Regions from separate parts of the Homo sapiens genome. Here region 2 is linked to region 1. A link is a contact called in ENCODE Hi-C or POLR2A ChIA-PET data. All regions are on one chromosome and are shown on one strand. Each heading gives the region's core, a stretch centred on a gene start or an enhancer-like site at or near the end of the contact. The rest is flanking DNA. Distances are from core to core; before and after follow the strand shown.

Region 1 (6,138 bases), core at 1,110-3,609:
AGTTGTCTCTGATTTCTGGTTAGAAGTAGCACCAGGCCAGGTGCAGTAATTCATGACTGTAATCCCAGCACTTTGGGAGGCCAAGGCGGGCAGATCGCTTGAGCCCAGGAATTTGAGAACAGCCTGGGCAACATAGTGAGACTCTGTTTCTACAAAAAAAAAAAAAATTGGCTGGGTGTAGTGGCGCCTATAGTCCTAGCTACTCAGGAGACTGAGGTGAGAGGATCCCTTGAGCCCAGGAGGTCAACTCTGCAGTGAGCCATGATTGTGCCACTGTACTCCAGCCTGGGCGATAAAGTGAGACTCTGTCTTGGGGGGAAAAAAAGAAGTAACACCACCCCCATCTTCCCCTTGCTTGCCCTGGCGCTGTTTCTCTCCAAATAAATAAAATGGTTTTATTTATTTTGTTTACTTGCCTACTGTCTTTCTGTGCATGACCTGGCCCCCAGTATAAGCTGCCTGAGAGCAGGGGCCTTGTCTGTTATATTCATCTCTGTGTCCAGTGCCTAAAACAGTGCCTGGCTCCCATGTACGTGCCCAGCACATGGGTGTTGGATCAATAATACATGAGGCTGGTGACTGGAGAGGAGGCGCAGGCACAGCCAGCTCCTTCTTTCAATACTCACCTTTTGGAGACAGGAATCCACAGCATTAGGAATATGTCCTTCATGTTGATGCATATCACCAGACGGTGTTTCTGCTTGTGATTGTGTCAGTGAAGAAATTTGAGGTCTCGTGTTCTTCTTTATTGAATTTTCAGTGGGTACCAGGAAAATGGGCACAGGTTTTTCGTCAACAAGTATTTGGTGCTCTCCTTTTTTCAACACTCTCTCCTTAGCTTCAGTGGAGACATTAAACACACACATATACACACATAAAAATGGGAGAGATTTCAAGTAATCCTCTCATTCCTGTGTCTGTACTCTGCCCCAGCACCTCCCAGTAAGGCTGCTCCCTGCATCCTGGAATGGTGGGTTGGCGATGGAGAAAGTCGGGGAGCTATTAAGAGCTCTAAAGTGTGCGGATTAAGTTTTACTATAGAAGTGAAAGCTTAATGACAATGGAACATTGTCCACCGATTAAACATCATGTTTCTAAAACTGTCTCCAGTCTCCCCTTTCCTTCTTCCTTCTTTCCCTCCCTCCCTCCCTTCCTTCCTTCTTTTTTTTTTTTTTTTTTTTTTTAGACGGAGTCTCACTCTGTCACCCAGGCTGGAGTGCAATGGTAGGACCTCGTCTCACTGCAACCTCTCTGCCTCCCGAGTTCCAGCGATTCTCCTGCCTCAGCCTCCAGAGTAGCTTGGATTACAGGTGCGCACCACCATGCCCGGGTAATTTTTGTATTATTAGTAGAGACGGAATTTCCCCATGTTGGCCAGGCTGGTCTCGAACTCCTGGCCTCAGGTGATCCACCAACCTCGGCCTCCAAAGTGCTAGGATTACAGGCGTGAGCCACCGCACCCGGCCCAGTCTCCCATTTCAATACTCATTATACAGGTAAGTGACAACAGCAGGAATCAAAAGTGCAGACTCCGAATTTTGTAAATATACATGTGTTTGCTGGCATTCATAAAAAAAGGCAGGAAGGAAATACACCAAATGGTCACATTGTTTATCTTCAGGTTGTTTTCTTTTTTACTCTTTTATTTCTATAGTGAGCATATATCACTTTTGTAATCCTCAAAAACACAAAATGGAACATCCTTTTGTTCATGGATGGAACAATGGAACCATTATTTAAAACATAAAAGTGGAATCCCTGAATGACAAGGACAGCAGCTGGCAGGCATCTGGGGGAAGGAAGATGACAGCTGAGAAATTAAGTTAGAATGAGGATATGGAAAGCATCCACACTAAGGCGCCGTCAGCCAGACCCGCACCAGGCACATGTGAGGCCCCATCCTCCACCGAGTGTTCACTGTCTCAGTGAGTCTCTTGGCAGTAGGGCCCCGTCCCTGTCCGCCACCGCACAGTGACATACTTTCTCCCGCCCTCTCCCCTAGGTCAGCTGGAACTGGGTCCGCCTGGAAACCCGGGGGCCGGGCCCCCAGAGGGCTTTCGCAGCCTGGCCGCCCGAAGCTCACCTGCCCTTTCACTGAACTCCACCCGGAAGGTGCCCGGGGCTTCGTGTTCCTGGGTGCTGACCGTGCACTCCCCGCCGCCCGAGGACTTAGAGCTCTGGAAGTAGCTCTCCAGCTTCCTTCGTACTCGGGGGCCGGACTTGTACACCCGCACGAGGAGCGGGGACGGCGGGCGCAGGTGGGAGGCCATGGCTCTGCGCGTCGGGAGGGCGCGGGGGCTCCGGGAGGCAGCTGGGCGGTAAAGGCGCGGCCCGCCCTGCGGACTGGGCGCAAAGTTTCAGTTTCGCTTCCCTGGAGGTCCCTCCCTGTTCCCGGCAGAGCCGCTTCCCCCTCCTCCCTGTGCTGTCTGCACCGAGGAGAGCGGCCTGCCGGGTGAGTAGGTCCGGTGCCTCTGGGCCCTCGGGGTCCCCTCTCCTGCAGGCTCGAGGTGGGCGGGGAGAAGGGGGACGGGCGCGGACCCGGGTCCCAGGGCCAGGCCTCCCTTGTGAGTAGACTATGCAAAGAAAGTAAGTTTCTCCTGTGTTTCTTATTCTTTGTAACTCTTACTGCTGTTACCACTATTATTTGATCCTAAAAAGTAATTCACATTCTGAATCCATGTTAAACTTACCCATTTTTGAAAATTTGAATGTGTTCATCTGGTAATTGTGACCTGTTACCCCTTCCCTCCCTCCAACTCTACCCTTTAGACGGGCTTCTGCGGGCTTTTCTCCTCCATTGCTTGATTTAACCAACAGCACTGAATTGTTTCTTGCTGCCCAAAGAGCAGAGCAAGGCCCTGATGTCAAGGGCTGGTGAGGGGAGGCGGACCTGTGAACCAAGGAGCAAAACTTCTCCAAGGCCTCCAAGGGGAAGTTTCAAGCAGAATCTTAATAAATTGAGTGTGGCGGCGAGATGGGGAGGACAGGATTGGGGGGAAAAGCACCTGAGGCTTAGGGACCACTGTGGTCTGAAGCACAGAGTGGGCCTGGGGCCTGGGAGGAGAGGAGATGGGTGAGGGGATGAAGGAGGGAGAGCCTACCTAGATGGGCACTGTCCAGCAGAAATACAATGGGAGCCAGTAGGTTCATTCTAAAATTTTTGCAGCCATATTTTTTAAAGGATAAAGAAACAGATGAAATTAATTTTAATGATTTTTAGGAAATTTTTAAAGGATAAAGAAACAGATGAAATTAACTGTAATGATGTTATTTAGCTTGACATATCCAAAACTTAATCATTTCAGCATGTAATGAGATTTTTACATTCTTTTTATCATACCACGTCTTTGCAACCCAGTGTTTTTCTTATACTTACATCACATCTCGATTCAGACTGGCCACATGTAGCCTCAGTAGCTATGTGAGGCTGATAGTCCACCCTGGACAGGACATATTTAGATGGTGAAAAGCCTTGAAGAGCAGTGAAGATGACCTGAAGGGCTTTAAGCAGGGAAAGCAAGAAAATGACTTGCCAGATTTGCATTTTAGAAATATGGTGCTGACAACCGTGTGGAGGACACATTTACAAGCAGGGATGAGTGGCGGCAGAGAGGCCTGAGATAAGGTTTTTGCACATGGCTGGTAAGACTGGAAATGGGCCCGTCTTTACTGTGAACAATTTGGCAATACTGTCAGAATTACAACTGCATATACTTTTTGGTTCTGGAGTTCCATTTCTAGGAATTTGTCCCATTGATATATTAGCCCCTGTGTGAAGTGACCTGTGTACAAAGATGTTCTTTACAGCCTTGTTTACAATAGCAAAAGATAGGGAACTCTTTAATGCCCATAAATAGGGGGACTAGCAGTTTAATAATAATAGTATATCTATACAATGGAATACAATGGGCAGTAGGAAAAATGAAAAAGCTCTCTATGTGCTAACATGAAAAGATCTCTAGGATACATTATGTGGGAAAAATAAGATGCAGAAGTGTGTGTATAAGCTACTACCTTTCGTGTAAAAAATGCCACTGGAAGAATACAGGAGAAGCGCTGATTGACTCTGGACAGGGAATTTAGCAGCGGAGACAGGAGGAAACCTTTTACATTTTCTAAATTTGAACCATGTAAATGTAATACCTATTCAAACAATAAAATGTCAAACTAGGTACATTTAAATCTTTGAAAAGAGTATATTGATGGCTGGGCGCGGTGGCTCACGCCTGTAATCCCAGCACTTTGGGAGGCCAAGGCAGGCGGATCATGAGGTCAGGAGATCGAGACCATCCTGGCTAACATGGTGAAACCCCGTCTCTACTAAAAAAAATACAAAAAAAAAAAAAATTAGCCAGGCGTGGTGGTGGGCGCCTGTAGTCCCAGCTACTAGGGAGGCTGAGGCAGCAGAATGGCGTGAACCCGGGAGGCGGAGCTTCCAATGAGCCAAGATCGCGCCACAGCCTGGGCGACAGAGTAAGACTCCGTCTCAAAAAGAAAAGAAAAGAAAAGAAAAGAAAAGAAAAGAAAAGAAAAGAAAAGAGTATATTGCCACAGCTCAGGCAAAAGTTGCTGAGACTCTGAAGTGAGGCAGTGTCAGTGGGCGAGGAAGGAAGGGGCATATTTGAAAGTGATTTAGTTTGTCAGGTCCCAGATATGAGACAAAAAAGACTCAGGGAAAGTTCCTAGATTTCTGATTTGAGTACGTAAATGGTATTATCATTTACTGAGCTGTAGAATCCAGGAGATAAAGTATGGATTTGGTGGGGGTGGGATGGAGGATTGGGGACCAGGAGATAAGAGGTCTACTTTTGCAGAGGCTAATTTGAGGGGACTGTGAGACCTCCAGGTGGAGTTGAAAAATGGGGCTCAGGAGAGCCATGGCCTAGAACTGCAGATATAAGAGTCATATTTGCAATTGGTGAGTTGAAGCCATGGAAATGGATGAGATCACTCCTGGGGAGTATGCAGAATGAGATGAAAAACGCCTTAGACAGAATCCTGGGGCAAACAATTAAGAGGGAGATGGTGGAAGTGAACGCAGGGAAAAGGCCTGTAAAGGCAAAGTGAAGGGTAATAGAAGAACCAAGGGAAGATGGCATAGGAGAAGCCAGGAAAGCAGAATTTCAGGAATCAAAGAGTGAAATACTATAGAAAGTGGTCCAGTAAAGATGGATAGAAGATAATCCATTGGCATTAACCACATGAGGGATTCTGATGAGCAGTTTCTCTTCTTTTTTTTGAGACAGGGTCTCATTCCTCTTGCCCAGGCTGGAGTGCAGTGGCACAATCACAGCTCACTACAGCCTGAACTTCCCACCAAGTGATCCTCCCATCTCAGCCTCCCAAGTAGCTGGGACTATAGGCATGCACCAACATGGCCAGCTAACTTTTTGTATTTTTAGTAGAGATGAGGTCTTGCCATGTTGCCCAGGTTGGTCTCGAACTCCTGAGCTCAAGCAATCTGCCTGCCTCTGCCTCCCAAAGTGCTGTGGTTACAGGTGTGAGCCGCCATGCCTGGCCACTGGCAGTTTCAAAAGGGTGCTGGGAATGAGGCAGGGAGCCAGGTTATAGTAGGCTGAGTGGGCAGGTGGACAGAAGGAGAGTCCACTACTCATTCCAGAAGTTTGGCTGCTTATGAAGAGAAGGAAACACAGTAGGAACCAGTGATGGAAAGTTGGGAAGGCTTTTCTGTTTTTAAAATGGAAGAAATGGAATGCTTAGGGCACTATGCTCCTTGTTTGGCTATCCATAGGCCTGTAAAACTTGGCCTGAAGACAGAAACAGGTGCAACATTTAAAGCAAAAGCCCATGGCCAAAGCAGATGAAGTCATCCTTCTTTTTTGAAAACAGCAGTGCCCTCTGGAGGCAAAAAATGCATCTTGTCTTTGCATTTTAGAATGCAAAGGATTGTACTAGACCTGCTGCTTTCCCTTGATGAGTAAGAATAGTGCTCTGATGCTGTAGATGGTTGTACAAAATGTTTCTATTGCAAAGACATTAGAAATCATTTCGACCAGGCGCGGTCGCTCACGCCTGTAATCCCAGCACTTTGGGAGGCCGAGACGGGTAGATCACGAGGTCAGGAGATTGAGACCGTGCTGGCTAACACGGTGAAGCCTCATCTCTACTAAAAATACA
Region 2 (6,595 bases), core at 484-2,983, 82 kb before region 1:
TAACAATTAAGTCTGCCTTACACCTTTATTCCATAGCACCCAGTTCTGTCTAGAGGGAACACAGTTACTAGCTTCTAGTATATCCTTCTAGAGATATTCTATGCACATCCAAACACATATTTAAATATGGGAGGATTTCTCTTATTTGGACAGACTTGTGTTTTCTTTTGCGTTGCAGTCTACAGTGATCAAAAGGCTCTTGCCATCACTATAGCTAGAAATATCTTCCTGTTGGAATTTTTCTTATTTTTGAGACAGGGTCTTACTCTGTTGCCCAGGCTGGAGTGCCGTGGCACCATCAATGCAGCCTTGACCTCCCAGGCTCAAGCGACCCCCAATCCTCCTTCCTCAGCCTTCCCAGTAGCTGGGACTACAGGCATGTACCACCACACCTGGCTAATTTAAAAATTTTTTGTAGACATAAGGTCTCACTCTGTTGCCCAGGCTGGTCTCAAACTCCTGGGCTGGGCTCAAGTGATGTTCCTGCCTCAGCTTCCCAAAGTGCTGAGATTACAGCTGTGAGCCACGGTGCCTGGCCTCTGCTGGAATTTTGAAAGCATTGTTCCATTGTCTTTAAGCTTCGTGTTGGTGCTAAGAAATCTGAAACCATTCTGATTATTGATCCTCTGTAGATAACCTGTTCTCTTTTCTTCCCTCTAGAAGTTTTTCCTTCCTGTTTCTGAAATTTCCCCATGGTATACTTTGGGGTTGGTCTGCATTTTTTTTTTCCATTATGCTGAGCACTAGGTACAAACTTCTAATCTGAAAACTTGTGTTCTTTAGTTTGAGGATGTTTTCTTGAATTATTTCTTTGATTTTTGTTTTTCTCTCTGCTTTCTGATCTCTCTTTCTGATGTTGGACAACTTGGCCTGGTCCTCTAATTTTATATTTGGTTTTCTATTCTCCACTTCATTGCCTTTTTACTCTACTTTCTGAGATTTCCTCAACTTTATCTTCCAATGCTTTTTTTTTCCATTTCTGTTATTATGTTTAAGACCTCTTGCTTGTTTCCTAAATGTTCCCTTTTTATGGCATTTTCTTTCTTATTATAGTTTTTTTTAAAAAGCTTTATATTCTGAGTTAGAGATTTTCCTGCAATGTTTGTTAAACCTTGGTTGTCTGTTTCACAAGAGTTTAAAAAACTAGTGAGAATTCTGAGCTAGTGAGTGGGGCTTATCAACTTTGAGTTTCACTCTACAGGATTTGGTGGCCTGTGTGTTGATGAATCTCTAACGTCAGTCTCTTTAGGTAAAATTTCCACTTGTATAGAAATTTTCAGTCTCTTGCTTGGTGAGTAAACTTCTGGCTGCTGCTATTCTGGGAGCCAAATGGTGGAAGGCAGTTTGGGGAGGGCTGTCATTTCAGGATTAAGCATTTAGTGTGCTTTTGGCTTCTGATTTGCCTATTTTTGGTACAGTACCAAATGCCTTGTCTGTGCCTGATATCCTCAAAGACCCTTCAATTTACTTTTTATAGGGAATAGCTTCGAGATTTCTCCTGGAGTAGGAGAAAGGCAGTTATTCTGGGGAAAGAAGGGGCAGAGAGATCTAGGGATGTACTGTTTCTTAAACGGCTCTCATCCTATCTTTCTTATTTTAGCACCTGCCATGCTTTGCTGCTTTACTGTTAGCGCCAGAGACACTCTCATTCTCAGTTCCTGAGACTTTTAAAAGTAAATCAGGTGGTTTCTCAGCTTTCCCTCCACTTGCCAACTTAGGGTTGAGCTGTTGTAAGTCTGCAGTCATAATCACAGATCCATCTGCCTCTAGCTTCTAATATGGTGTAGCTACATTTCCTCTTCTACCTCCCTGTTCTGGAGGGCATACGTGTCCTTTAAAATCACATTAATGTGGTTTTCCTAGGTTAGAGAAAGCAAAGTTAGATACATCTAATTCAATCAGACATCTTAACCTTGAACCTCAATTTTTAAAATGTTAATGTAATCAAATGTATTTATGGTTGTCTCTATGGTTTGTGCTATTCATGACTTCCCTTCCAAATTTTTGGTTTAAAATAGTAATATGTTTTTTTCATTATCATTTTGGTATTATCTTTAACCCTGGAAGTTATTATTTCAATTTATTTATTTATTTATTTATTTATTTATTTATTTATTTATTTATTTATTTTGAGATGGAGTCTTGCTCTGTTGCCCCGACTGGAATGCAGTGGCATGATCTTGGCTCACTGCAACCTCCGTCTCCTGGGTTCAAGTGATTCTCCTGCCTTAGCCTCCCGAGTAGCTGGGACTACAGTCATGTGCCACCACACCTGGCTAATTTTTGTATTTTTAGTAGAGATGGATTTTCACCATGTTGACCAGGCTGGTCTTGAACTCTTGACCTCAAGTGATCCTCCTGCCTTGACCTCCCAAAGTGCTGGGATTACAGGCATGAGCCAGCTCTCCTGGCCTATTATTTCAATTTAAATATGAGGAATTGAGGCTGAGTGTAAATGACTTGCCCAAGTTTACCCAGTTAGCACATTATATTAGTTCTAAGTTTAGGACTGACCCCTCCAAGTTTGCTGATGCTAGGCCAGGACTACATGGTACCAACTCTTGATATTCTGAAATGAATTTTCTTTCCTTCTCTTTAATTTCTAAATTTTTTTTGTACTTAACCTCTTGAATTTTTACTCTGTTAGGGACTGAATTGCGTTACCCCCAAATTCTTATATTGAAACCCTAACCTTCAATGTAACTGTATGTGGAGATAGAACCTTTGAAAAGGTACCTAAGGTTAAATGTGGGCATAAAGGTGGGTCCCTAATTCGATAGAACAAGTATCCTTAGAAGGAAACAAAGAGACACCAGGGATGTGAGCACCGAGGAAAGGTCACGTGAGGACACAGTAAGAAGGGCCATCTGCAAGCCAAGGAGAGAAGTCTCAGGAGAACCAAACCCTGGTGACATTTGGATCTTGCACTTCCAGCCTTCAGAACTATGAGAAAAATGGATTTCTCTTGTTTAAGCCATGCAGTCTGAGGTGTTTCTCTATGGCAGCCCTAGCAGATTAATGCACTGTCTCTCAATCTGCTTTGCACACCAACCTCTTTTGTTAGTGCATTGGATTAATATTTATTACCTATAGAAAGTTAATGATGACCCCCAAATCCCTGGGTTGTCTGGCAGCAAAGAACAATCTCAGCAAATGGGTTGTCCTCAGTTCTGTTTCTTGGTTGTGTGGCTTCCTGAATCATAGGCCGCTTGCCTGCCTAGTTTATTCTCTAGGTCTTCATACGATGTAGGAAGAGTCAACATGGTGGAAAGATGAATCCAAAGAAGAAAGGTTTTTTTCCCTGAAGCCAAGAGCCCAAATGGCCAAGTCTCACACCCCAAGCCTCCTTTCCCTCGGATCTCACCCTGGCCCCATTAGCCTTTCTTCTTTTCTCTTTTCTTTTCTTTTCTTTTTTCTTTTCTCTTTTCTTTTCTTCTCCCTTCCTTCCTTCCTTTCTCTCTCTCTCTCTTTCTTTCTTTCTTTCCTTCACAGTCTTGCTCTGTCATCCACACTGGAGTGCAGCGGCACCGATCTTGGCTCTATAGCCTCCACCTCCCAGGTTCAAGCGATTCTCCTGCCTCAGCCTCCCAAGTAGCTGAGAGGCAGGGTTTCACCATGTTGGCCAGGCTGGTCTCAAACTCCTGCCCTCAAATGATCCACCAACCTCGGCCTCCCAAAGTGCTGGGATTACAGGTGTGAGCCACCGCGGCCAGCCCCCATTAGCCTTTCAAAGTGAGATGGCTTCTCTGGGGAAGAGCCAGCCCCATGCTTTTCCCATCTCCAGTTCCTTCGTACTGCCCCACTTCCCTTGTATGAGAGAGGGAGAAAAAGGAACTGGAAAAAGAGAGTAAAAAGGGTCAATCCAACAGAAACACATCCCTGAGTATCTTGTCTCAATTATTGAGAGATATCCCTGAGAAAAGCATTCTCCCTTGACTCACACTGGAGTACTTTTCCTTTGCAGGTAGGCACACAAGGAAACCATTTAGTTTGTAGCTAAAGCATGCATCACTTAACTTTAGTTAAAAAGCTTACTGGCAGGGTGCGGTGGCTCACGCCTGTAATCCCAGCACCTTGGGAGGCCGAGGCAGGCGGATCACTTGAGGTCAGGAGTTCAAGACCAGCCTGGCCAACATGGTGAAGCCCCATTTCTACTAAAACTAAAAATAAAAAAATTCGCTGGGCATGGTGGTGGGCCCATGTAATCCCAGCTAGGAGGAAGGAGAATCCCTTAAACCCAGGAGGCAAGGTTGCAGTGAGCAGAGATCGCACCACTGCACTCCAACCTGGGCGACAGAGTGAGACTGTCTCAAAAAACAAACAAACAAAGAAACAAACAAAACTTAATTTAGGCCAGGCACAGTGGCTCATGCCTGTAATCCCAGCACTCTGGGAGGCCGAGGCAGGTGGATCACTTGAGGTCGGAGTTTGAGACCAGCCTGGTCCCCGTCTCTACTAAAAATACAAAAATTAGCCAGTGCCTATAATCCCAGCTACTCAGGAGGCTGAAGCAGAAGAATTGCTTGAACCCAAGAGTCAGAGGTTGCAGTAAGCCGAGATTGAGATCATACCACTGCACACCAGCCTGGACAACAGAGCGAGACTCTGTCTCAAAGAAAAAAATTATTTTTAAGTATATTTTAAAACTTGGGGGCTGTTGGTGGACAATCTAAGGTAACAAAATAAAAGTTATTCTAATGCATGTGATTATTATGCAATCCCCCTTAATTGAATGAAGTATCCTTCTTCCCCCAAGGCTATATTCTTTTTTCAATTCCAGGAAATTTTCTCTTTCATATTCTTGACTTGTGGTTTTTCAAGCTGCCTGTTGGTTGTGTTTACTCAGAAACCCCTTTGGTTAGGACTTTGAATTTGCATACCCTGTTTTCTGAGTTAATTAAGCCTTCTTGACTTCTTGTGATAGGACTACTTAGTGCTCTTTCGTTTTTCAGTTTTTTGCTGTGTTGGTGTGTGTGTGTGTTTGTTTTTTGTTTTTTGTTTTTTTTTTTTTTTGAGACAGAATCTTGCTCTGTTGCCCAGGCTGGAGTGCAGTGGCGCAATCTCAGCTCACTGCAGCCTCTGACTCCCAGGTTCAAGCAATTCTCCTGCCTCAGACTCCCGAGTAGCTGGGATTATAGGCATGCACCACCACTCCTGGCTAATTTTTGTACCTTTAGGAGATACAGGGTTTTACCATGTTGGCCAGGCTGGTCTCAAACTCCTGACCTCATGATCCACCCACCTCAGCCTCCCAAAGTGTTGGCATTACAGACGTGAGCCACTGTGCCCAGCCATTTTTCATTTTATTTGTTGATTCACCATTCTGTAAGTCAGTATACTGTTTTCTGTTTCCATTCATGCAGTGTGGAGTCTATCAACAACTATGGTCTTTCTCAGAGATTTGACACCCACTCCCAGCACTGCCACTTACTAGCTGAATGAGAGAGGCATGTCAGTTGATCCCTTTGAGGATCAGCGTCCTCCATCAAAGGGGCCTCCTTCCTCAGAGGACTGCTACAGAGAGAAGTGAGATACTGTATATATTAAAATGCTCTGTTGGCTGGGTGCGGTGGCTCATGTCTGTAATCCCAGCACTTTGAGAGGCCAAGTAGAAGGATCACTGGAGCCAAGGAGTTTGACACCACGCTGGGCAACATAGGGAGACATTTTCTCTACTGAAAAAAAAAAATTATTCCAGTGTGGTGGCACGTGCCTGTGATCCCAGCTACTTGGGAGGCTGAGATGGGAGGATCACTTGAGGCTAAGATGGGAGGATCACTTGAGCTTGTGAAGTCAAGGCTGCAGTGAGCCATGATTGCACCACTGCACTCTGGCATGGGTGACAAAGTGAGACCCTGTCTCAAGAGTAAAAAACAAGGCCTGGGGCAGTGGCTCAAGCCTGTAATCCCAGCACTTTGGGAGGCCAAGGTGGGCAGATCACCTGAGATCAGGAGTTCGAGACTAGCCTGGACAACATGGCAAAACCCCATCTCTACTAATAATATAAAAATTAGCCAGGCATAGTGGCACATGCTAGTCCCAGCTACTCAGAAGGCTGAGGCACGAAAATCACTTGAACCTGGGAGACAGAGGTTGCAGCGAGCTGAGATTGCACCACTATACTCCAGCCTGGGCAACAGAGACTTCGTCTCAAAAAAAGAAAAAAAAAAAAAAAAAGAACAAACAAACCTCTGTTAACAATAGAAGATTTGGCCAGGTATGGTGGCTCACACCTGTAATCCCAGCACTTTGGGAGGCTGAGGCAGTCAGATCACCTGAGGTCAGGAGTTCAAGATCAGCCTGGCCACCATGGTGAAACTCCGACTCTGCTAAAAACACAAAAATTAGCCGGGCGTGGTTGTGAGCACCTGCAATCCCAGCTACTTGGGAGGCTGAGGCAGGAGAATCGCTAGAACCCGGGAGGTGGAGGTTGCAGTGAGCCAAGATGGCACCACTGCACTCCAGCCTGGGCAATAGAGTGAGACTCCATCTCAAAACAAAAAAAAACAAAAAACAAAAAACAATAGAACATTATAAAATTGTTATTGCTCTATGATGTTTATCATTATCTGTTCTAGATTCTAATACTCCTACT

The links. A loop is a pair of places that touch in the nucleus more often than their neighbours do. ChIA-PET counts read pairs that join two places held with the same protein, here RNA polymerase II (POLR2A). Pooled maps may share reads with other maps.
Region 2: a map of naive thymus-derived CD4-positive, alpha-beta T cell shows a loop between it and region 1 (6-fold over the local background). The contact joins the enhancer-like site here to the promoter of DTX3L in region 1. A Hi-C loop is called at or near these places in 4 of 168 maps with a recorded cell type or tissue (HepG2, astrocyte of the cerebellum and naive thymus-derived CD4-positive, alpha-beta T cell), 7 of 37 single-sample maps with no recorded cell type and 13 of 50 pooled maps. POLR2A ChIA-PET finds 5 or more read pairs at or near these places in 11 of 52 experiments (B cell, CD4-positive, alpha-beta memory T cell, CD8-positive, alpha-beta T cell and 7 more).

Annotation. Positions count from the first base shown.
Region 1 is chr3:122,560,559-122,566,696 of GRCh38, reverse strand. It overlaps DTX3L (deltex E3 ubiquitin ligase 3L), which reads right to left and starts at 2,359. Exons shown (of 5, transcript NM_138287.3): 1 at 2,084-2,359; 2 at 627-838. The coding sequence starts at 2,270. It overlaps PARP9 (poly(ADP-ribose) polymerase family member 9), which reads left to right and starts at 2,397. Exons shown (of 11, transcript NM_001146105.2): 1 at 2,397-2,452. RefSeq lists an enhancer at 2,352-2,471 and a silencer at 2,512-2,611.
Region 2 is chr3:122,641,414-122,648,008 of GRCh38, reverse strand. No RefSeq gene overlaps it. Among named protein-coding and RNA genes, the nearest start is that of PARP14, 36 kb to the left of the region's middle. Within about 2 kb of position 1,733, at least 2 of the 41 ENCODE cell types and tissues checked have a DNase peak (open chromatin) inside an H3K27ac peak, as active enhancers do; they include GM12878, where a contact is called at or near this core.